Linked DNA regions of Mus musculus: regions 1 and 3 are each linked to region 2. Evidence: chromatin loops called from intact Hi-C (ENCODE). Cell type or tissue: gastrocnemius. All regions are shown on one strand.

Evidence for each region. Hi-C counts contacts between places; a loop is a spot of excess contacts. Peaks named below come from ENCODE experiments on the same cell type or tissue, not always from the same donor. Only the 100,000 strongest peaks of a DNase experiment are listed, where the experiment ranks them.
Region 1: it touches region 2 in a loop (4-fold over the local background); 26 of 42 quality-filtered maps call a loop at or near these places.
Region 3: a loop joins it to region 2, with 4 times the contacts of the local background. A loop is called at or near these places in 22 of 42 quality-filtered maps.

The regions. Positions count from the first base shown.
Region 1 is chr3:88,177,254-88,185,253 of GRCm38, forward strand. 1700113A16Rik (RIKEN cDNA 1700113A16 gene) reads right to left here and starts at 532. Exons shown (of 3, transcript NR_045997.1): 1 at 334-532. In gastrocnemius, a CTCF peak has its summit at 364; DNase peaks (open chromatin) are centred at 524, 879 and 4,315; H3K4me3 peaks cover 1,472 bases; H3K27ac peaks cover 1,747 bases.
Region 2 is chr3:88,084,178-88,092,177 of GRCm38, forward strand. It overlaps Iqgap3 (IQ motif containing GTPase activating protein 3), which reads left to right. Exons shown (of 38, transcript NM_001033484.1): 3 at 1,973-2,129; 4 at 3,101-3,178; 5 at 4,717-4,793; 6 at 5,484-5,551; 7 at 5,640-5,753; 8 at 5,961-6,139; 9 at 6,559-6,637; 10 at 7,294-7,457. Among named protein-coding and RNA genes, the nearest start is that of Iqgap3, 6.1 kb to the left of the region's middle. In gastrocnemius, no CTCF peak of the experiment used is centred here; a DNase peak (open chromatin) is centred at 3,711; H3K27ac peaks cover 387 bases.
Region 3 is chr3:88,239,816-88,247,815 of GRCm38, forward strand. It overlaps Rhbg (Rhesus blood group-associated B glycoprotein), which reads right to left. Exons shown (of 10, transcript NM_021375.3): 3 at 7,872-8,000; 4 at 7,617-7,764; 5 at 6,000-6,166; 6 at 5,621-5,758; 7 at 5,318-5,451; 8 at 4,710-4,831; 9 at 3,778-3,851; 10 at 3,059-3,633. The coding sequence ends at 3,565. Among named protein-coding and RNA genes, the nearest start is that of Rhbg, 11 kb to the right of the region's middle. In gastrocnemius, CTCF peaks have their summits at 2,910 (motif pointing left), 4,461 (motif pointing left) and 6,212 (motif pointing right); DNase peaks (open chromatin) are centred at 1,375, 2,440, 2,894, 4,436 and 1 more place; H3K4me3 peaks cover 315 bases.

The DNA of each region.
Region 1 (8,000 bases), 93 kb after region 2:
GTCTGACTCATCCTTTAGTCCCATGGGCTATCTTTTCCAGCCTTGTGATTGTGTGGGAACTTGTTCAAGGATCAGCAGATGTGGAAGGGACCCAGGCGATCTCATCTCAGGCTCTGGACCTGAATGTTTGCAGCCTGAAATCACTCACTACCTGGACGAAGAGCAAATCCACTTTCCTGTCCTGTTTCAGACTTGGGTCTCAAATAGAAGAGGTAGCCTTAGCATAGTTTACAGGTCCCCCCCCCCCCCCCCCGTTCTAGCCACCCAGCCTAGCGAAGTTCCTTGGTAGTTTGCAGCAGGTCAGTTCCGGCCTCTCGGGTGAGTCAGATTTACCCCTTAGCCTCGTATTGGCTCAGCTCCACCTCTCGGTGTCTGTCCAGTCTCGGGGAGCGTCTCCACCCTCACAGGATAGCGGCCCAGGACTACTCCTATTTAGGACATGAGCTGCCACGTGCCCAAAGCATGCTGGGTGCCCCTGGGGAGGGGAAGACCCGCAGGACGCCGGATCACGCGCCCGTTACGCACCGCCCCCACGTGACCCGCGGTGTGTTCCGGAGATGAATTGCTTCCGGGTTTCAAAGTAACCCTCCACTCTAAGGCGAAAGGGGGCGGGTATAGAAGGTAGGCTGTAGAGTCGCCTAACATCCATTTCCGTACGTTCTGCCCCACTCCCCCAAGGTGTCGCTGAGACCCTTGACTGCGTCTCCGGGGCTTAGCAGGTGGCAGAGCACGCTCCGGAGCCTCTCGTAAAGTTCCGCCGCGCGTGGAACAAAGGCCTTCAAGCCACGCCCGGCGCCGCCTGCTACTCAGGGGGAAGTAGGTAACTAGGCTCACTCCATTGGCCCTTCGGGTGAGTGATGGAAGCACCGGCCAACCGCTGCCTGCACAAGATGCGTGCGTAGTACTCAGAAGGTTCAGCAAGGGTGAAACTACGTGAAGCTCTAGTTTTGGGCAGTTTCTCTGGGGCTCTGAGGAGGTGCGCATGCGTAAAACCCCCATCGTCAACTTCCTGCACAAATTGAGAATTAGCACCCTCAGCCTTGGCAATTTTACTGAGATTGACAGCACTGCGTAAGATCTGGCATTGCCTGGGCGTTCCAGAAGGAGAATCCGACAGGCGAATGCAACGATTTGTCATTGTCAAAACTGTTAACCACAAAGTCCACGCCGAAAAACTGCGTGATTGAATTATTTAAAAAAGGGGGCTGGAGAGATGGCTCAGTGGTTAAGAGCACTGATTGCTCTTCCGAAGGTCCTGAGTTCAAATCCCAGCAACCACATGGTGGCTCACAACCATCTGTAATGAGATCTGATGCCAGTCCAGGGTGTCTGAAGACAGCTGCAGTGTAGTTACATATAATAAATAAATAAATAAATAAATAAATAAATGAATGGTGTAGTTACATATAATAAATAAATAAACAAACAAATAAATATTTAAAAAAGAAAAAAATCGCGGGGCTGGGGATGTAGCTCCGAGCCCGGAGTTCTGCTGGAGTTCGACCTGGTGTGTGCATATAGGATTAGAAGTTCAAGGCTATCCCGAAATATAAGAGACTCTGGTCTAAAAAAAAAAAAAAAAAAAAAAAAGAGCCACAAATGATTTTGTTTGGAGAAGTAGTCACAGATGCCGTCCACTTTAATGGGCCACAGGTTGGACACGCCTTGCTCTATTTTCCTGTCTTCTGGCGGTAAGATTATAGTGCGAATAGCCTGAGAGCTATTGGCCTGAATCTGTGCAGACACCTTGCTACAGTAGTAAGAATATTTATTTAGAGAGGTTTCACAGTTTGTCTTATACTCTTTCACTCAAGAGGTCCTCACATAACCCTTCTATTGGGATGGAGGTATAGCTTAGTTTAATGGTAGAGCACTTGCCTAGAAGGAGTTCCGTTCCCAGATTACAGTGGCCGCCACATCGTGTAGACAGATCCCAAGCTGAGGCTTAAGATGCTGGAGTCCCAAAAAACACTGTCCAGGTGAAGCAGCCAAGAGGCCCTATCTCCCCACCCAGGGGTCCTATATTGTTAGGGACTGTTGCTCGCAGTGACCTAGTGTCAAGTTGGGATAATTACTCTTTTTTTTTTTTTTTAAGATTTTATTTATATAAGTACACTGTAGCTGTCTTCAGACACACCAGAAGAAGGAATCAGACCCCATTACAGATGGTTATGAGCCACTATGTGTTTGGTGGGAATTGAACTCAGGAACTCTGGAAGAGCAGTCAGTGCTTTTTTTTGGGGGGGGGGGGGTTTCGAGACAGGGTTTCTCTGTATAGCCCTGGCTGTCCTGGAACTCACTTTGTAGAGGCTGGCCTCGAACTCAGAAATCCGCCTGCCTCTGCCTCCCAAGTACTGGGATTAAAGGCGTGCGCCACCACGCCTGGCAGTCAGTGCTTTTAAATACTGAGCCATCCAGGGATGGAAGAGCATAGGCAGAGTTAAAGTTGTTGAAGTTCAAATATAACAAAATAACAGAAGCATTGGCAGAGCCGAGGGCTGGTAAAGGTGGGGTGTGTTGGTAGTTACCTGAGCAGAGTTGGAGGGTGGGATGGAAAAGAGCACAGGCAGGGTGCGTGCGGCTGGCATCAGCCTGCTTACTGGTTAAATGCTGGGACTCTGGCATCCATTTTATATGTATAAAGAATAATTTAAATGGTGGGCCTAGTGACAAAAATGCTTGGGACACTAAGGATTGTGAATTCAAAGCTGGCTTGGACTGCACAGCAAGTCCAAGGCCAGTCTACTGGTTTGCTTTCTAAATTGTAATAAAGCATTCTAACCAAAAGCAGCTTGGGAAGGAAAGGGTTTATTTCACTTACAAGTTTATTAACTTACAAGTTAATATCCCTCGCCAGAAGAAGTCAGGACAGGAGCTAAAGGCAGGAACCTGGATGAAGGAACGGAAGTGAAAACAATGGAGAAACACTGTGTTCTGGCTTGATCCCTTCAGCTAGTATTTTATGCCGTTTTAAAGATTTATTTAGGGACTGGAGAGATGGCTCAGCAGTTAAAAGCACTTGTTCTTTTGGGAGTCCCAGGCACAGTTCCCCGAGCACCCACATGATAACTCAGTCATTCCAACTTCAGTTCCAGAAGATCGGACACTTTTTTGATCTTCATGGACAGCAGGCACAGAAGTGGTGCACAGACATGCGATGCAGGCAGAACATTCAAACACACAAAATAGATAAATCTAAAAAAAAATAAGAGATTTATTAAGTGTATGTATACCACACATGTTCAGGTACCCACTGGAGGCCAGAAGACTGCATGAGGCCCCCTAGAGCAGGAGTTATAAGCAGTTGTGACCCACCTGATGTGTGTGCTAGGGTTCCCTCCCAGGGATCCTCTAGAACAACAGTAAGTGCTTTAACTACTGAGTCATCTCTGCAGCCCTAGTTACATTCTTTCTTTCCTTCTTTCTCTCTCTCTCTCTCTCTCTCTTTCTTTCTTTCTTTTATTTAACTTACCTAGTTAATGTGTCTGTTTATTGTGGTGCTGGGAATAGAACTCACAGCCTTAGCTGTGCTAGATAAGCATTCTGTTGTTTAGCTGCACCCCCAGCCCCCAACTATCCCAAAGGCCAATCTGTTGGTGGCAATTCTTCAGCTGAAGATCCCTCATTGTGTGAATGACAACAAAGGTTAGCTCTCACAGCCAGTCTGAGACCTTACCTCAAAATAAAGTCTCACACTGAGTTAGGTGTCACACACCTGTCATCTCAGCAGAAAGTGAGTCCAAGGCCAATCCGAGCTACATAGCAAGTCTTCCTTTAGGAAGAAGAGAGCTGGAGAGATGTCTTAAATGTTAAAAGGCTACCGGCTGCTCTTCTGGAGTATCAGGTACAATCCTCAGCACCCACATGGTAGTCCAGAGCTATCTGTAGCTCCAGTCCCAGGGGTTTTGACACCTTCTTCTGGCCTCTGAGTGCACTTTGCATGCATATGGTGCATAGACATACATGCAAAGCAACCATACATATAAAATTAGAGAGAGAGAGAGAGAGAGAGAGAGAGAGAGAGAGAGAGAGAGAGAATGAGGATAGTAGACTGCTTACCCAGCATCTGTCAGTGCCTGTGTTTAATTCCCAATGTTTCAAAATGAACAAATAAGAACCAGAGAAAAACTTACATAAATAAATGATAAAACAAATAGTGTAAGATGTTCAGTGTAAAGTCAGGTGCTGATCCAATGCACTGCCCTCTCCATCCTGGAAAACTATGTGCCACCATGACCTGCTTGCACTGTGTGATGTCTGTGAAAGCTCCCAAAACTCTGTTGGTGTGGCCAAGTGACAGAGAGCTTGCCAAGCATGCCGGGTGTTCTGGGGATCCTGCCCAGGGAGAGGGAGGAAAGGAGGCGGTGGCGGTGGCAGCAGCATGAGGTTTATTAGGCAAAAAGAGCCCTGCGTGTGCTGCACTTGGTTCATAAAGCATTTCTACAAACACTGTGGCAGGAGGGCCTCACACACACAAACCTTTTTTAGTAGCTTTATTTAGTTTTATGTGTTTGGATGTTTTTTCTGAACACGTGTTCCATATGTGTGCCCAGTGCCCATGGAGGTCGGAAGAGGGTGTTGGATCCCCTGGAACTGGAGTTGGGATGGTTGTGAGTTGTCTTTTACTACTTTGTGGGTTCTTCTTTCTTCCACCCTTCTCCACCTTTTTCCCACCCTTTCAACCCTCTCACACTAGATAGAGAGAAAAGGGGACAGAAAGGAAAGGGAGCTATGTCATTCTTAAACTACCTCCTGCTGATTAAGGGGGCACTGAGTTCCTTGGGGCAAGTTTGAACTTTGCTGTCAGAATATCTAATTTCTTATTTCTTCTTTGTCCATGACTACTTAACAACCAACAACTCACCTATCAGGGCCCTAGCATTTATATACCTTCTAAAAAGTCCCCAGATTTCCAAATGACACACAATTTGCAGAAACTACAGCTGGCAAAAGTACTCCCCTATAGAGCACGAGGCAAATCATAGTACCTGCTGTGGTCAGTCCAAAGCAACCCCATATCCCCACACCTGGGATCAAAACAAAAACCCATTCCCAGAATATTTCTGTGTTTTCAAAGGAACCGCGACTCCAAAATTGTTCCTACAGTTGTGAACCACTGGGTGGATGCTGGGGTTGGAACCCAGGTCTTCCCAAGAGCAGCAAGCACTCTAAACTGAGTCATCTCTCCAGCCCATACACAGATCTTTAAAAAGGCAAAAGAAGGGGGTCTGGATTGTCACAAGATGGTGCAGGAAGGCACTTACATAGGCCCCAGCCTTCTCAGGATATGTTGCTCATGGTAGGGCACCACAAGACATGGTAGTTAGTGTTCACAGATGTCAGGGAGTCAGGTTGAAATGCATCACTGAGGGTCTCCTGAAAACAGCCTTTGAGAGTCAGTGGCTCATGCTGCCCACCCCCTTTCTGCCCCCTCTTCCAGTTTAGTGAAATACTAAAATATAGAAGGAACAGTATTGATCTCTGAGGTGAAGGATTGATTGGGACAATATTAATGAAGTTGGCAATAGACCCATTTCCCTCTTAGAGGTGGAAGCTGACCTTGGATGGCAGTGAGTTGACAAGTGGTGGCAATTAATGAGAAAAGAAGGAAAGAAGTGGCAAATACAATTTACTTTATTACCATAATTTTGTAGAAGGAGGAAAAGGTAAGAGGCTTTCTAGAACATGCCTACAGGGCATATAGAACAATGGAGCAGTGGTTTTAGGAAGTAGGATGGCTTAGTGAGTTCTTTTTTTGTTTGTTCTTTAAGACAGATCTCTCTATGCAGCGCTGGCTGTCCTGGAACTTAGCATTTAGGCCAGGCTAGCCTTCAACTGAGAGATTCTACGAGTAGCACCTGTCTCCATGTGCTGGGATTAAGTGCATGTGCCATGATGCTCTGCTGCCTGCTGAGTTCTGACTGCTAAGAGAGGAGCAAGTATGAGAAGTTGGTGAGGTGCTTCCTCATGGGCTGGGATTCCTGATTGCTGGAAGGACCCAGAAGGCTGAGCTTGGTCCTCAGTACTGGTGTTCCTGCAGTAAGCGGTTCTTCTGCACTCATCCCCTGGTACCTGTTCCTTTGCCTTCTGTGCCAGAGACGGTAGGCACCGATTGAGAGCTGTGCTGTGTTTGGCACTGAGTTCTAAGGCAGTCAGAATTTAGTGGGGCATAGAGGTGCACACATTTAATCCCAGCACCCAGCACCAAGGCAGGCAGATTTTAAAGCTAGCCTGGTCTACAAAGTGAGTTCTAGGGCAGCCACAACCACATAGTAAACCCTGTCTGCAAAAGGACTCTATCTAAATTGGTATCTGACACTTAAAAATCATATTTCAGGGGCTTGAGAGATGGCCTGGCAGTGAAGAGAGCATGCTGCTCTTTCAGAGGACCTGAGTTCTGTTCCCAGCACCCCACTTCAAACAGCTCACAAACACCTGTAACCCCACCTCTGACCTGCAGCTTCTAACTCATGTACACAAACCCACACACAAATGCACGTACACTTAATTAAAAATAAATAAAATATTTCAAATAATTTGGATTTCCAGATTATTTAAAAAAGAAGAAAAAGAAAATGGGGCTGGAGAAATTACTCTGCTGTTAGTAGCACTGACTGCTCTTCCAGAGGTCCTGAGTTCAAATCCCAGCAACCACATGGTGGCTCACAACCATCTATAATGGGATCTCTTCTAGTGTGTGTCTGAAGAGAATGACAGTGTACTCACATACATAAAATAAATAAATCTATATAAACAAATATTATTTAAAATGGAAAATGAGCCTGGTGGTGCACACCTATATAATTCCAGCATTTGTGCCACACACACACACAAAATCCAAACAATCAAACAAAACACTGGAAAACAGGCAGACCTAAAATGGGTAACTGTCCTGGTTAGCTTCAGCAGTCAACTTGATACAAAACTGTGAGTCCCTGGACAAGAGGGAATCTCACTAAAGAGTTACTCAGATCAGATAGGACTGTGGCACGTCTGTGGGACAGATGTTCAATTGTCCATTGAGGCAGGAAGGCTCAATCCACTGTAGCATGCCTAGGCAGGGGAGCTGGGCTGGGTAAGAATGGTACGTGGGCCTGGGAGCAAGTCAGTAATCAGTGGAGGTCACACTTCCCTTCCTCAGAAGGAGGCAGAGCCAGGTGTGGTGGCACAAGAATTTAATCCCAGCTCTCAGGAGGCAGAGGCAGACAGATCTTGGAATTTGAGGTCAATATAGTCTACAGAGGGAGTTTCAGGACAGTAGGGCTACTCATAAAGACCCTATCTTAAAAAAAAAAAAAAAGACAGAAAGGACAGAAAGAAGAAAAGAAAAAGGAGACAGAAAGTGCTGCGTTGATGGCACAGGAGAGGTTGTTGTACCAAAGTGCTTTTTGCTACAGGGTGAGGGCAGAAGATTGTTGCTGTCTAGCTAGTGTCTGTCTTCTCTACCTGGTACACACTGGCCCACAGGAAGTACAACTCTTTTGGACAGCCGTCTGTTCTTTGGCTGCCTTCTCTTTACTCCTTTTCAGGGTAGTATCATCAGCTCCTGGTTTTAAAGCAAACCTTAAATTCCAGTGTCTCGAAGTCCATTGTGTAGAGCCTGACACTCCCTCTAGAGTGTCACACCTTTGTACCCAGCCACTGTGGGGTTATATTCAGACAGACTCACTGGTTACATTCAACAGGAGCACAGGACCTTCAGGACTGAAGACATCAGTTTCTCCTAAAGTCTTTATTCTAGTTAACTGCTTTCTTAGATGCTCAAATTGTGTCTGCCTATCCCTCTTTCCAGATGTGAATGTGCACAGAAGTGTGCATGTAATGGGCAAGGATTTAAGACTAGGAACAGGAGCAGGAAGATGGCTCAGCAGGTAAAAGCATTTGTTCTGCAAGCCCGATGACCCAAGCTTCATTCCTGGAACCTAAGACACAGTGGAAGGAGAGAACTCAATCCAGAATCATCCTTAGACCTAACACATGCCAATCACACACACACACAC
Region 2 (8,000 bases):
AGGATTAAAAAAAAAAAAAAATCAAGGTCAGCCCAAAGGAGGTGGCTCAGTAAAGTGCCACTACTGGGGAGGCAGAGGCAGGCAGATCTCTGAGTTCAAAGCCAGCCTGGTCTACAGAGGTCCCTGACAGCCAGGGCTACACAGAGAAACTCTGTCTCAGAAAGAAGAAAAAAAAAAAAAGCGAAAAAGAAAACAAAACAAAGTCTTGATTAGTTTCAGGCTCAATAGAAGACGCCATATTTTCCTTAGACAAGGTCTCTCACTGAACCTGGAGCTAGGCTGCTGGGGTCACCAGTACTTGTGGCTATGCCTGGGGTTTTATGTGGGTGCAGGGCTTTGAGCTCAGGCCCCCATGCCTGTGTGGCTAGCACTCTGACCTGTTGAGTCATTTTCCACTCCCTTTTTATTTCCTTAAAAAAATTTGTTTTTAAAATTTAACTTAATGTATATGATTGTTTTGCCTATATGTTTGTCTGTGTACCGTGTGCATGTCTGGTGCCCTTGGAGGCCAGAGGGGTTATCAGATCCACTGGAACTAGAGTTACAGATGCGTGAGCCGCCATTCAGATGCTGGAATCAGAATTGGAACCTTTTACCTCTGAGCCATCTCTCCAGCGCCACCCCCCCTTTTTTTTTCTTAGCCAATAGTCTCTGTTAATGTTTTCCAAAAAGAAGATAGGATGAAGCAGATAGGAAATCAGATGTCTAGCAAGGACAGCTCGAAATAAGATCTGCTTGGCTCCCTTTGGAAACATACTATCTGTAGACCTCAATATCTGGAGAGTCTGTTTAGGGAGTCACTGTGCCTGACTTGTATAACCTCCAGCAGTAAAATGCATTTATATTCAAAGTGTGCTCAGACTGATAGCTCCCTGATCCTGGCAGCTGCCCACTGAAGACCGGTGATGCTGGCCTCATTTCTACAGAATGCAGTGGAGTCTCAGAGGTGAACTGAGGAAATCATTTCATCAGACATGAGCTTTCTGTACCTAAGTTCTCAGAACCATAAACAATGAGAGAAATGGCAGAGCCCATTTGGTTTGAGTCAGGTGTGTAGCCAGACAAAGTGAGAGGTTACCTTACACATCAGGGTAAGAGTCTGGCTATACCTCCATGAAGTCAGGCTGTAGTGACAGTTTTAGAATTTTGGGTTTTTTGGTTTGGTCTTGTTTTTTTGAGACAGGATTTTTTTGGTGTAATCAACCCTGGCTGTCCTGGACTTGCTTTGTAGACCAGACTGGCCTGGAATTCATTGGGATCCCTCTGCCTCTGCCTCCTCTGCCTCTGCTGGGATTAAAGGCATGTCCCACCATGCTCAGCTGTTTTCTATAAAAATACAGACATATTGTAAGACTGTGCTTTCATTTTATCCCAGGTGGGGGGGGGGGTGTGTGTGTGTGTGTGTGCGTGCGTGCGTGCGCGCGCGGGGGGGGGGGGGGGGTGTGCTTTGACTGCCCACAACAGCTGACTATGATTTGCCTCCTGCTCTAGCAGAGGCGTGGTTTCAACAGCTGCATATAGTTTCTGCCATTGCGTGTTGTTTGGAATTCTGGGACCTTTTCAGAGAGTGAGGGCTTTAAGAGGCATTGGTGATGGTTGTTCATGGGGGTTGGTTGTAGTTTGTTAATAGCCATAGTTAAAAAGAAATTAGATTAAGAGATCTCTCTCCCCCACCCCCCCATCAAACTGGGAGGGGGAGGGGGAGAAAGGGTGAAAAAAAGAAGAACATGTAAAGTAGCAAAGACCAGCTACAGCAGGCAGGTATGGGAGCCACCCAGGGAGGCTTTCCAAGGTGAATGAGGGAAAGGGTTGGCCTATTCAGGCCTCTGTGGCAGCCTGGGGAAATTGGGGATCAGCAAGCCAATAGGGTAGGGAAGGGATGGAGTGTCAGGTCAAAAGGGATGGGCAGATCCTGCAGGCGCAAGGACCTGTGTGGCCTGCCAGTGGGTAAGACATGCTCTCCTGTTCATAGTTGGATGGAGGTGTGCTTGAAGGAGGAGCTTCCTTCCCCTGTGGAGCTGGAGGAGAGCCTCCGGAATGGAGTGCTACTGGCCAAGCTGGGCCACTGTTTTGCACCCTCTGTGGTCCCCCTGAAGAAGATCTACGACGTGGAGCAGCTACGCTACCAGGTGGACACAGTGTGATCTATCCCCTTACCATCTCTCCCCCACCAAGATGCCCCTTTTCACAGCTATAAGGGTATGGGACCACGTCATTTAAGGGTCCATATATGAGCTGGCCGTGACATGCATGCTTTCATCCCAGCACTTGGGAGGCTGAGACAGGCGGATCTCTGTAGTTTGAGGCTGAGGCCAGCCTGGTCTACAAAACATGTCCCAAGACAGCAGGGGCTGGCTACACTAAGAAGCCCTGTCTCAAAAAAACAACAACAAAAAAGTCCATATACAGTCATTTTTGAGGATGAAAAGAAGTATAAATAATTGTATGTGGTTAGTATCTATTCACTAGCATCTCTCTGCCATGTGGGTGCTCCCCTAACAGCATGGAGCCCTGCTGCCTGGGCCATAAGGTGCCCTGAGGTACAAATGGCTGGAGGTTTTTCTAATTACACTGCACACTCCGAGGCTCGTGGGCTTTGCCACCCTGAAGGGTCTTGCTTGTCTCTTCTTGTCTCTCTTTTTATTTTTAGACTTGTTTATTTATTATATGTAAGTACACTGTAGCTATCTTCAGACACACCAGAAGAAGGTGTCAGATCTCATTATGGATGGTTGTGAGCCACCATGTGGTTGCTGGGATTTGAACTCAGGACCTTCGGAAGAGCAGTCAGCGCTCTTAACCGCTGAGCCATCTCTCCAGCCCCAAGTCTCTTCTTCATGCTCTAACCAGCTCGAGCCTCTTGTCCTGAGCCAGCTTGGAAGCCTTACTGCACTGCCCTCTCTGTCCCTGCCTCCCCACTGTCCAGCCCGATCACCATTTCTGGTGGTTTCCACTATTTTTCTGTTCCATGGGGCAGAGAATCCACAGGGTAGCATCCGTTGGATCCTCTTATCCTTCCTCCCCACTTAAGCTGGCATCTGGGCTCCTCCCATAGGGAGTCCTGAGACCGGTAAAACATTCCCTCTTTCCTCCCTTTCAGGCGACTGGCTTGCATTTCCGGCACACGGACAACATCAACTTTTGGCTCTCTGCGGTAGCCCACATCGGTCTGCCTTCGGTAAGACTCCATGTGATCTAAGAGAAAGTTCCTCGGGGGACTCTGGGCCTTTGAACTAGGTTGTTAGGTCTCTGCTGTCACCTCCCTATTAATGAAAGGAGGGAAGGTCTCCTGGACTGAGGCTCATCAGTACTGTCACGTGGCGCCCCTGTGTAGTGTAGATGGGGCTACACAGAGAAACCCTGTCTCGAAAAACCAAAAAAAAAAAAAAAAGTGAAAGGGCAGCTGGAGAGATGGCTTGAAGGTTAAGTGCCCTTACTGTATCTACAGAGGATCTGGGTTCAATTCCCCAATAGCCACTTGGTTCATAACCATCTGGAACTCCAGTTCCAGGGACCCCTATTCCCTCTTCTACTCTTATAGGCACCAGGCAGGCATGTGGTACACTTGAATACATATAAGCAAGACACTTTTACATATTTTAAAAAAAAATTAAAAAAAAAAGATTTATTTATTTTATGTATGAGTGTTCTACCTGCATGTACACCTACATGCCAGAAGAGGGCACCAGACTGCATCACAGATGGCTGTGAGCCACCATGTGGTTGCTGGGAATTGAACTCTGGAAGAGTGGCCAGTGTTCTTAACAACCAAGTCATCTCTCTAGCCCCATTTTTTTTATTTTTATTTATTTTTATTTTTTAAGAGAGACATTTTAGGAGACAGAAGCAGTGGTGGGCGTATGCTGTGTTGGTGTAAGTGGGACAGCTCTCTAGCTTTGGTCCCTTGTTAAGCTGACTATAACATAGGATGTACTAAGCTTATGTTTCGTTTCTTTCTCTCTCTCTTTTTAATAATAATGTTTTATGATCGATTGATTTATTTTTACTTTTATGTATATTGGTTTTCTGCCTACATATGTGTCTCTGTGAGGGTGTCAGATCCCTGGAACTGGAGTTACAGAGAGTTGTGAGCTGCCACGTAGGTGCTGGGAATTGAACCTGGGTCCTTTGGTTGAACCTCTTCCTTTGGAAGAGCAGCAAGTGCTCTTAACCACTGAGCCATCTCTCCAGCCCCAGGTTTCATTTCTTAGAGGTTTTTGCAGATCAGAGGCCCTTGGCTTGAAAAACAGCGTGGCATGCTTGGTGCCTTTGTGGGTCATAGCAATGCATGCCTTGTTCAGCCCTGCCTAAGCGCACGGCCCAGAGTACATTATCTATGTGGTGAAAATCTCCGGTCAAGGACCAGACTCACTCGGGCTGAGTGCCTGGGACCTGATTTCCCTACAGGAGACTATAGCCTGCATCCTGTAGCTCCAGAGGTCCCATCTAGTGGTCAGCTGACCCTGAACACTCTGTGACTATGTAACTGGCTGCGTCTTGGCTTACTTAGTAAGCCTTTTTGACATCTGACTAAATGGGAATGGTTATAGGAACTGACTTAGAAGCCTGGGTTGCAGGCACTCCCAGCTCTGGTTGGAGAGGGATGCATTGTTCAACATGATCCTCCCTCCCTAGGCCAGCTTGGAAGCTGTATTGCACAGCCCTCCTTGGTGCCGCTCTTCCCAATGTGCAGCAATTGTCTGGTTTCTCCTCTAGATCTTCCTCCCAGAGACCACAGACATCTATGACAAAAAGAACATGCCTCGGGTGATCTACTGCATTCACGCTCTCAGGTGAGACAGCCTGACTTGTCAGCCAGGCTCCTCTACCTGGATCAGCCAAGAGCAATCAATGCTGTAGAAAGGAGGGAGGGCGATAGCCGACTGAGCAGTTTTGGGTATTTACGTTCATAAGCGTGCTCGTGAGCACGTGTGTGTGTGTGTGTGTGTGTGTGTGTGTGTGTGTGTGCCTTGCAAATGAAGGAACAGCAGGATGAAGCCATGACTTGGACGTGAATGAGTCAGAACAAGGGCCCATCAGGAGCAGCTCGTGCAAGCCACTTAGTGCCAGCATGGGAGGCTACTTGGTTCTATTCACAGGCAGGCATTACAGTTGGCCGAATCATAGAATGGGCCTGGCCAGATCCCGGGTCCTCAGTGTCACCTCTTCACGCCCTCTCTTCCCGGACCCTTCTTTGCCTCCATTTCTGGCCTCTGTGGCTGTGTTTGCTGTAATCTTCCTCTTGTCTCCACTGTGACTTCCGCTGCAGCGTGCCCTCTGTGGAGCTGCCACAGCTATAGAGACTTGTATGGTATTTTATTCCTTCTGTGGCTCTTGGCTGGCTATTCCCATGCACTGGAGTGACTGGAGGGCAACTGCTAAGTGCTCTCCACCTCTGGGTCTCCATCGTCATTTTACACACCTGTGGTCAAGGTGTGGAGGTTAGTACATCCCAATGTCCTAATACCTTCTGTCCTTCCCAGTCTCTTCCTCTTCCGGCTGGGATTGGCTCCACAGATCCATGACCTGTATGGGAAAGTGAAATTCACAGGTAAGCCAGCTCCTTTCCTTTGTCCATAGACTAAGCAGGGGCTTGGGGGTTCTAGGCCTAATGAAGAGCATCCCTGGCGTCATTGCAGCTGAGGAACTCGGCAACATCGCCTCTGAACTGGCCAAATATGGCCTCCAGTTACCGGCCTTCAGCAAGATCGGGGGCATCCTGGCCAATGAGTTTTCAGCCGATGAGGCTGCAGGTAGGGCTGGACTCTGCCCCTGGGTAGGATGTGGGAGCATGGGGCAGCATGGAGGGGAGGGGGCGCCACTGCAAGCTTCATAGCCCTTGGGAGGGATCTGGCACCTCATCCACAGGCAAGGGGGTCAAGCTCCCTGGTGCTTCGGCCAACTGTGCTCTGGTCTGGGTCCCTTCTGGCTTCTTGACCTTGCTGTGTTACCCCTCCAAGTCCATGCAGCTATTCTGGCCATCAATGATGCCGTGGAGCGAGGGGTGGTAGAGGACACTCTGGTCACCTTGCAGAATCCCAATGCTCTCCTGGGGAATCTTCGAGAACCTCTGGCAGCTGTCTACCAAGAGCTGCTGGCCCTAGCCAAGATGGAGAAGGCGGCCAATGCCAGGAATCATGTAAGGAGAAACCTTGGGTTATAGGGGCCAGGAAGTTGAGAGGCCTAGGGAGTCTCAAGCGGGAACTAGGACTGTGCTTTGTCCTGCCTCGGGGGACCGTTGAGAAGGAGCAGAGGAGCTGGAGGGTGATCTCTGTGAGGGAGCAGGCTGGAGGGATGAGCCTCAGGCAGCTGAAGTGGGTCTGGAAGGAAACATGAGCCCTGAGGCCAGACTGCAGAGTCTACAGGCCGACTGGCTTAATTGTTGGTGTCTGGGGGTAGACCCCACGTTCTCCTCAGTCCTCAGCAGGCTGGTCTTGGCCTGGCTGGCTGTCAGTCTGCAGAAATGACAAGGATAGGGAGGAAGAGATTGTGCTGTCACCCCCCCACCCCACCCCCGCACCTCCCCATCTCAAGTCTCTCTCCATCTCGCTTTTGCAGGACGATGGTCAGGAGCAGGACATCTATGAATCCTGCCTCACCCAGGCAGAGATCCAGGGCCACATCAACCTCGCCAACGGTAACAGATGACTGGGAGAGCCTGGGATGCTCTACACAGCCTCATGGCCTTATGTGAGCCAGAGCCTGCCCTAGGGAAAGATCAGAGGCCAGGGACGCTGTGTCCTGCTCTCTGGCCTCAGCAGAGAGGTTCTTACCAGAGAGATCCTGTGGGGATGGAGAGCTATTAAGACAGAGGCTAATGGGCAAGGCTTTCAGCTCCCGGGCCTGGGGGTGGATATTGAATTCAGGTCCTTCAGTAATAATAATACCACGTACCTGTGATCCCAGCAGTCAGGAGGCCAAGCAGGAAGATTCAGAGTTCAAGACCTCACAGGGCCATATTGTGGGACTTTCTCAAAAGCACAGGAAAGAGGGAAGAAAGCAAAGAAGGAAGGATGCGGGTCGATGGGGTAGAGAAGGCAGCGGGCAGAGGAGCAACCTGAAGGCTCCACTCGTTTGTCTGATCGGATCAGAGTGTTCTCGGGGGGTCTGGGACAGTTAGACAGGAGGGCTGTGAAGAGCAAGAGGAAGATAGAGGCTGGCCCACATGGCCCTCTGTGTTAGAGGTCAAGGACAGAAACGACTTTTAGGAGGTCGGAAGAAGGTACATTTCCAGGAGTGGCTGGGGTGCATAGGGGTAAGCTGCCACACGCTTGGAGATGTTCTGTCTTTCAGTCCAGGGGGCACTGGAAGTTGTTGACGACGCTCTGGAGAGGCAGAACCCTGGGGCCTTGCTTGAGGCCCTTCACGATCCTGTCCTGGCCCTACAAGGGGTGAGAGGAACCTTTGCTGACTGGTACCTGGAACAGCTGACTTCAGACCGAGAGCAGAAATCACAGGTCCGCTCTGGCCAGCACCTGTCTCCCCCTAGGGTGGGAAATGGCCTCTTACGTGCATGTCATCGCTGACTCCATATCTAAATGACTGAGTCACTGCGCAAAGCCTTGTGGACCAGGCGGGCTGTCTGGGTCTATTTAGAGTCCCTCAGAGGGAGATGGAAGGACCAGGCCAGTCCATTAGGTAACCATATGCTTCCCATTGCTGAATTGGGATCTTGATTTATCAATTTTATTTCCAATGCTGTGACCCCTCTCCCACATTTTTTTTTCGTGTATATATGTCCAGGGTATGGGTGTATGTCTATAGTTGTGTGCCCACGAGGGAGGGCCAATGTGTGAGCATGTGTATAGGGGGCTCCAAAGTTGGTGTCAGGAGTCATCCCCAGGCACTCCTCCACCTTATTCACTGAGGCAGGTTCTCGTAACTGAACCCAGAGCTCACCAGTCTGCCTAGTGTTGCTAGGCAGCTCGATCCGGGAGACTTGCCTCTTGCATTTGAGGCTACAATTACAGGCAAGGTTTCTAAGGGTTCTGGAGATTCAG
Region 3 (8,000 bases), 160 kb after region 2:
AGTCCACTCACTGCTGTGGAAATCCTAGATGCTTCTCTTTTTTATTTGACAGAATCTTGTATCTCAGGTTGTCCTGAAACATCCTTTGTAGTCCAGACTGGGGCTAGCCTCAACCTGCCAGGTCCTGAGATTACAGGTGTATGCCACCACACCTGGCACTTTCTCTTTTCTTTCTTCCTTTCTTTCTTTTTCTTTCTTCTCCATTTTTTTCTCTTTTTTCTTTTCTTTTGTTTTTTTTTGTTTTATTTTGTTTGTTTGTTTGTTTGTTTGTTTGAGACAGGGTTTCTTTCTGTAGCCCTAGCTTTCCTGGAACTCACTATGTGGACTAGGCTGGCCCAGAACTCACAGAGATCCACCAGCCTTTACCTCCTAAAAGCTGGGATGAACAGTTTGATACCCCAGAAGGATCTCCCGGGCTCCCCTGGATCAATGTGATTCGAGGAGGGAAAGGCAGGAGGCCAGAGATGGGCTAAGGGGGCGAGCATTGGTGGCTGTTGATTTGAACCCCAGCCACGATGGCTCAGAGGCATCTTTTGTCACTTTGAGATTTTTCAGAATAATTTTTGCCTGAAACTACTAACAAGTATCAGTGCTGCAGACTCTAAGACTCTTCAGAGTGTCCCTTAGGTGAGTGCCTCTCACCTAAGTAAGTCTTTGGTAGGAACTTGAAAAAAGGTGAACTCTGGCCCTGCCTGCCTCAGGAAGCCTGTGTCTGGGACCTGGAGTTAGGGCTGGGTCCCCATAGCGGACACTCTGGCTGCTCTCTGGGACATCCCTCTTTGGCCGAACCACTGCCCTGATTAGAGGGCCACAGGCTTCTTTCTCTCACCCCCAGTGTCACTGGGTGTTACCTGTTTTGCCTTTGCTGATGGTTCCTTCAGTAAAAATGGCCTGCTAACGTGGTGGCTGGCAAGAAGGAGTCCCGTGTGGTCCCGGAGCTCACTTATCACAGACGACCCAACATGGCATCTTGCCTTGTAACTTGCTCTGTTTTAAGGACATCTCGAGTACTTTGCTCTGTGCTCTGGAAGAGAATTGGCCCCAGAAGCATCTACCAGACTCCCCTAGATCAGTGTGATGTAAGGAAGGACAGGCAGGAGGGCAGAGATGGGTTAAGGGGTGAGCATCTAGAATCCACGGCTGCTGGTTTTGAACCCCAGCCACGATGACTCAGAGGCATACGCTGCGTCGGGAGTGGGGGTCAGGGGTCAGTGCGTGCCTACTCGGTCTGACCCCAAAGCTGAAGCTCCCGAAGCCGGTGCAGGTCTTCTCGCCACGGACGGCACAGACAATGGTGCTCTATCCCGGGAGCACGGCCGCCCCCTGCCCGGCCGACCCTTTCAGGCTGGAAGCCGGCGGCGGGACGCTGGCCGCCTGGAGCATTTGCATATGGCCCGGGGACAGTAGCCTGCTTTGTTGGCTGCGCACGGGGGCGCCGGGCGGTGGGCGCAGCTCGCCAGACAAAGCCGCCGGGGGAGGGAGGGCGACGGCAGCCACTGGGCCGCACCTCGGATGCCGCGCCGTGTCTAATTCCTCCAAGGAGCGGCCTGAGCCGTGACGCGAATCCCAATGCTCACGGCCCGTCGAAGGTTCCTCCGGGCCAGGTAGTCTCCCACCCAGACCAAAGAGGATAGCTGTTAGAACATCCTAAGGTCCCGGCCTCCTGCTCCGTGTTCTTGGACACTTAACTTTCGTAGTACATATACAGTGTGCCAATCCAGAGTACGGCACTTCTGAGGGGACTTTCTGCACCGCCTCAATCTAGTTTCCAGAAGCAGGCAGGAGGTGAGGATACGTCATTATGTCATTATCGTTCCCAGGGCTCAGGCACTGGGGCTGGACAGAGTTCGTGAGCAGGCAAGGATACCCTTGTTCTTCATTGAGAGTGATAGCATGCTGATCAGAGGGGCTGGTCCTGAGAGGCAGAGGCCTCATTGTCCTGAGGGATGACATGCCCCTGTCCCTGGCTTCCCCCTGTCACCCTGTTGACCCATCCCGAATAGATAGCCCACCATGAGGGGGACCAGTGATGACGAGGCTGAGGCTCCTGAAAGAGGGACCCATCTTTCCTGCATTATCAAACCGTCACTGGAAACCACAAAGGATGAAACAGCATACTCTGCAGGACCCATCGTGTGCCCCTGCATGTAAGGAAAATGGGGAAGCCTCCCTGGATTGAGATGGCTTCTCCCAGTGTTGGAAGAGCCTTTTTTTTTTTTTTTTTTTTTTTTTTTTTTTTTTGCCTGAAGAAGAGGCTTGGTTGCAGTTCAAAATGAACCAGCAGCAGGGAGGGCCAGCCTGAACATCTCGGTACCATGAGTGAAGGAATTTTCACAGCTCTCCTTCACCAGAACAGCTGGGGGCAGGCCAAGCCAGCTGGCTGTCCATCACCCATCCAGAGCTGGGTCCCAACTCTCCCAACTACTTCTCCACAGTGACTGGGAGCCTTGTGCTTCAATCCTGGGATCCTCCAGCCTACATAGCCCAGCCAGCAATGGGCAGGGAAGTACGGAGGGGAGAGGGCTGTAGAACAAGTGACTATAGCTCCCTAGAGAGCTTTTCTCTCCACCACCTCCAGCTGCACGGGGGAGCCCAGGTACACACTGGGCAAGTGGAGCCCAGGATGTGTCCTTACTTTCTGGGTTCCTCCCGCAGAGGGGCCTTAGTTTGGAGGCAGAAGTGTCTGTTGTTGTGCTCAGCTCTTGGCAGAAAGGGCTCCCACCTGCCGAAGGGATGAAGTCGCCAAGAGTGGGATGAGATATGAAGTTTCTGGCATCACCTGAACGGATTTTTGCACGGATGCCTGTGGACCCACATGGAGGCGGCTAGGAAGGTTAGGTGGCAAGGACCTGGGCAAGGCATAGAGGTGGCATCGTCTGTTGGTTTAGAGCGCCCTCTTGTGCTCAAATGAGTCAGCTCAACGCGCGCCCAGCTGCCTTCCTCATCCACAGTCCCAGAACCACATGACCCTGGCCATCGTCAGGACCCGGCCATGAACTGGCATCAGGTGCTGAACTGCTGAGGTTTTGTGGCAGACCACCCTTTAGACGCTCCTTTTGGGCTTCTTCCTATTCTTCCCAGCACTGGAAAGCCAGCTGAGGGAAGGATTTGGGGACAGCATCAGATGGCTGAAGTGGACACAGACATTCTGGACAATAATGCCTCTCCCTGGAGAGGATGGGACTAGTTGGGACATATACAGTAGAATGTGGAGTTCTGTGGACCCAAAGAGGGTTTGTCAACACTAAGGTCTTTGATTGTCACAAGATTTTGGCCTCAGCAGTGAAAGGGAGAGGCGCACACAGGTGTCAGAGTCCTTGGTGATACATTGTTTATCACCCAGCTTCCCACCCAGAGTGGAGCTGGCTTGGGTGACACTGGAACAGAGTAACACTGGTCAATGGGGTGGCAGTCACCTAGGCTGGCTTTGGCCTTTTCTGGCCACAGCTAATGGGGATCTGCCTAGGGGCGGCAGGCTTCCAGGCACAACAGTAACAAAGGCAGAGAAGGCTCTCTTGGCAGGAGCCATTGTCTTCTCTGAGAACAGTCTCACGCTGGCAGCAATTAGGCCCGGGTGTCTGACTCCCCACCCCTCAGAGGCCTCTGGGTCTCAGTCTCCTGCTCTCCAGGTACCTGCAAAGCAGGGAGGGATGAAGAAAAGTTCCAGGGATCTTGAGAAGGAGCCCATAAACAAGGAAAGAGGCAAGTGGTAGCCCAAGGCAAGGCAAGGGAGCAGAGAGGGAGTGTCAAGGGGGACAAACTGTATCGGTGTCTCACCTCCCAGTAAACCTGGTCCTCGAAGCATTGGGAGTCTGGAGGGGAGTCCAGAAAGGGGAGCCGCAGCAGGAGCCCTGGTAGCCACAGGGAAGGGTGTGTAAGGGCCCTTGGTCCCTGCCCAGGGGGGTGGGGGGGAGGTTGTCACCTAGGGCCACAGGTTGATAAGCTTATGGTGAACTCCAGATAGCCAAGGTCTGCGAGTCCACCTTTCTGAGAAGGGAAAGTCCTGCAAGGTGGCTCCACCCCTCAAGTTACCCACAAAGACACCAGCCGGTAGAAGTGAGAGAATTTGCTCATGTCTGCAGCTGTATCGTGATTCAATTGTGAAGTAGAGATGCTCATTTTCTTGTGGCCTTCCACATGGGAAAGGCCTAAGGGACAGTGATCACATGAAGCATGACCCGGGGAACTAGACCATAGAGAGTTTCAGGATGAGGGTGGGTGTGAGTGGGAAGGGATGTTACAGCATCAGGTTTTGTTCTTAAGGCCAGATATCAGGAGGGGATGCCTGACCTAGGGCCAGTGAGCAGACAGCTTCTGTGAAAGGCTTTGAACTCCAGGGTGAGCTAGGCCTCCTTCTTTCTGTCTGCTGCTGCCCAGAGGAGATTTGGGGGTGAGGTGGGGTGTGGGGGAGAACCTGGCCTCTTCCCAGCAGCTGGGGTTAGACTGCCCTCTAGTGGCATAGGGGAGCAACACAAGAACGTCAGCACACAGCCCAGAGAGGAGCCTTCCTTCCCAGTGGCCGGTGTGACCTTAGACCAGTACCTCCTCACTCTGAGGCCATGCTGCCCAGTCACTGACACAGGCAGGTGTTCTGAGAGAATCTTGGTGGAAGTGAGCCTACAGGAAGGGCAAGCATCCCTTGCCCTTCCTCCTGGGTACCCCTCCTTGGGGCTCTTACCTGACATCCTTGCCCAGCTAAAGCCACTCACCTCCAAGGCTGCCACCCACAGAGGCAAACACCAGTGTGACAAACATTCCGAAGAGCTGATACACGGCCTGAGACGTGGCACTCCGCTGACCCTTGGCTATGAGTGGAAACACACTCTGCAGGCTGAAGGGAGACCAGACAGGGAATGATGGATGTGAAACAGGCAGCCAGGGTGTCCTGTGTCACTCGTGCCTGTGGGCAGCCAGAGGGTGTGCAGGGATCCCCAGCGTCTCTCACCCAGGCCTTTGCTCAGTCAGGTTCACTTCAAGTGCTCTCCTGTCCTAAGCCAGCCACCTCCACATACCTGTCAGAACCCAGTCAAAGGTCTCTTTTGCCTGCCCTACTCCTGGCTCACAGTGTGAGATGTAGACCCCAGAGGTCATTACCTCTTGCTGGTCCTGAAGGAATGCTCAGTGCTCTTGAAATTGTTTACTTTATGGCCATCCATGGCCCTGACCAGGAGGTCAGGCCACAGCAGGCCCTCGGTTCTCACCATACTGGTAGGTGAATGGCCAAATGGGTGGATGGGAACAGGTGGAGAGGCTCTTTTTCCCCTTGGCTCTCGAGGAAGAAGAGAGGTCACTTTGGAGAGAATGAGGGAGGACTCACCCATCTCCATAAGCTTCGTGGGTGGCCAGTGCAGCCACTACGACTCCCAGGATGGCCCCCAGGACCCCTGGCATCCCATGGAGGTTGTGAACACCACATGTGTCTTGCAGTTTAAATCTGGATTCAAGGATAGGCTGGAAGATAGGGTGGAGAGTCAGGCTTGGATAAACAGAGTGGATAATCAATCTATCTATCCGTATCCAGAACCTGGTGGAGAAGTAGCAGAAGGTCTGGGAATCCTGAGTCACTGGTCCAGGCTCCTTCCCTCCCATATTTAGTCCCAGTCTTGAAAAGCAACCATACCGTAAAGAACTTATACCCCAGTGTGGAGACAGTCCCAGCCAGGAAGCCAGCTGCCAGCGCCCCAAAGGGTGTCAGCATCATCTCACTTGATGTCCCCACCACAACACCTCCAGCCAGTGCTGCGTTCTGGACGTGGACCTTAAAGGAAAAAACCGCCAAGGTATCTTATAAGACCATCACACCCACACATCCCAGCCATACTCATTTACAGTGGCACCTAGTGCTTCTAGATCCTTCCATCACCTAGCCACCGACTCGCCAGCTTTCATATACTCTCTGCTCCTGATCTAATTCCACTCCCCCGCTTGCAGATAGCGGTTCAGTGCTTGCCCCTGGGTATCCCTTCCCTTGGTCAGGCTCTTCACCCACTTCCCCATACCATGTCCAGTCGTCCATCTCCACTGACAAGGGCTGACAAGGCGAAAGTACTGAGGGTGCTTGCGGTGAGTGAATAGTATGTGTTGACCACGGTCCGATGCTGCCCATCCCCCAGCGCTGTCGGCGCGGAGTTGAAGCTGGGCCAGAAAACCCACAGGAAGATGGTCCCTAAACAAGTGGGTAGCCACGGTGAGCATCTGGTAGTGAGTGGCCCTGCCACCAGGGGGCGCTGCACTACAGGTCCGTCACTACTAAGCAGCCTGTTTGCGCACCAGTTCCTATGGTGAGAGTTGAGAGAGTTAATGTCCCTAAATGTCTGCTTCATGGCCCAGCAGACCTAACTGCTCAAGAAGAGCCTAGAGCAGAGCTCAATAGAACAGTGCATACCTAGCACACACCACACTCTAGCTTTCATCCCCAGCATACCACCTCTCTAAACCAGAAAAAGAAGGGGAGCCAGACAGAGGCTGTTAACAGACAGCAGCTGTGGGCACTCATATATTGGGGGGGGGCTGTACCAACTCAGCTACCTTCTAGAGAAGGTGGCCCCTACAGGCCTCAGGAGTCTGGGCTGGGGTGCAGGAGACTCTGCACTGGGGCAAGAAGCAGATCCCTGCTTTCAAGTCTCTGTGTGTGTTTGTTTGTGTTTTGTTTCTCAAGACAGGATTTCTCTGTGTAGCCCTGGCTATCCTGGAACTCACTCTGTAGACCAGGCTGGCCTCGAACTCAGAGAGCCGCCTGCCTCCCAGGTGCTGGGATTAAAGGTGTGCGCCACCACCTCCAGGTCCTACTTTAAGTCTTCCAGCACTAATCTCAGAGTAGGAAGAAGAAGCAGAGACTCGGCAGGGTGGGCCAGCAGGGCAGGAGCTTGTGTGTGTGACCTGTGTCCTTCACCTTGACTCAAAGTCCTTATGCTGCCTCAGGAAGAGGACATTCACCGCAGTGTCTCATGCTCAGTTCTCAGGCTTCAGACCACCTGAGCCCTCCATCCCCTTCCCGACCCCTTTACCTGGAAGTATCCTGTGTGAAGGGTTGCCAAGGGCAAGGAGGGTTCAGCTGTTTCCCAGTGAGCCTAATGTGGGCAAGGAAATCGAGCCAGCCTTGCTTATGCAAGAGCAGGAACTAAAGGCCAAATTCAACACCCCCAAAGAAGCATGAGCTGCGGATGGCAGGCTGGGAGAGCAGAGAGGCCAGAGGCCAGCAGAGGTGGGACCTGGGGGAAACAGGCCCTACTGTTCCCTGGGGGTGATCCAGGGCCCCGACTTTCTGCCTGACAATGTGGGGGCTTGGGGGCTATGAGGAGAAGCAGGGTCAAGCACCGGCAGGGCCACGGAAGAGGAAGGACTTTGCAGGGGTGAGGAATAGCTCCAAACACATGGGCTGCGTAGCCCAAGAAAGTTTCAAGTAGGACTGAGGTGAACTTGGGAAAACCCCAGGGCCTGGTATGGACATATGTGTACCCCAGTACTGGGTCATAAGTTAGGGGCAGAGATGAGCACAGATCTCAGGCCCTCAGGACACAAGTTAGAAGGACCCAAAGCATGCCTGGCAGTGCCAGAAGACCTTGCTAAGGCAGGGTGCTCTGTAGCCCCCACCACGTCTCCCCAGCAGGCCTCACCGATCATGGCAAAGAGGTCAGAGTTGTAGACAGAGCTCTGGCGATGCCTGCTCTTCTCCAGCTGGGATCTGTAGAGGACCCATGAGAGGAACAGCCCGAAGTAGGCCCCAAATGTGTGAATTGTCATGGACCCTCCAGCATCTCTCACCTGGAGAGAAGATAGAGGCGGTGAGGCAGCCCCCTGCTCTCCATCCACCTCTCCGATCTCAGAGCTGGACGGACACCCAGGTCTCACCCACTCCTAGCCAGACTTACCCCCAGGAGACTGAGTAGTATAAACTCGTTGACGCTAAACAGCACTGCCTCCAGTAGAGCCATTAGCAGCAGCTGGGCTGGCCCAGTCTTGCCCAGAACAGCCCCGAAAGAGATGAGCACAGCTCCCGC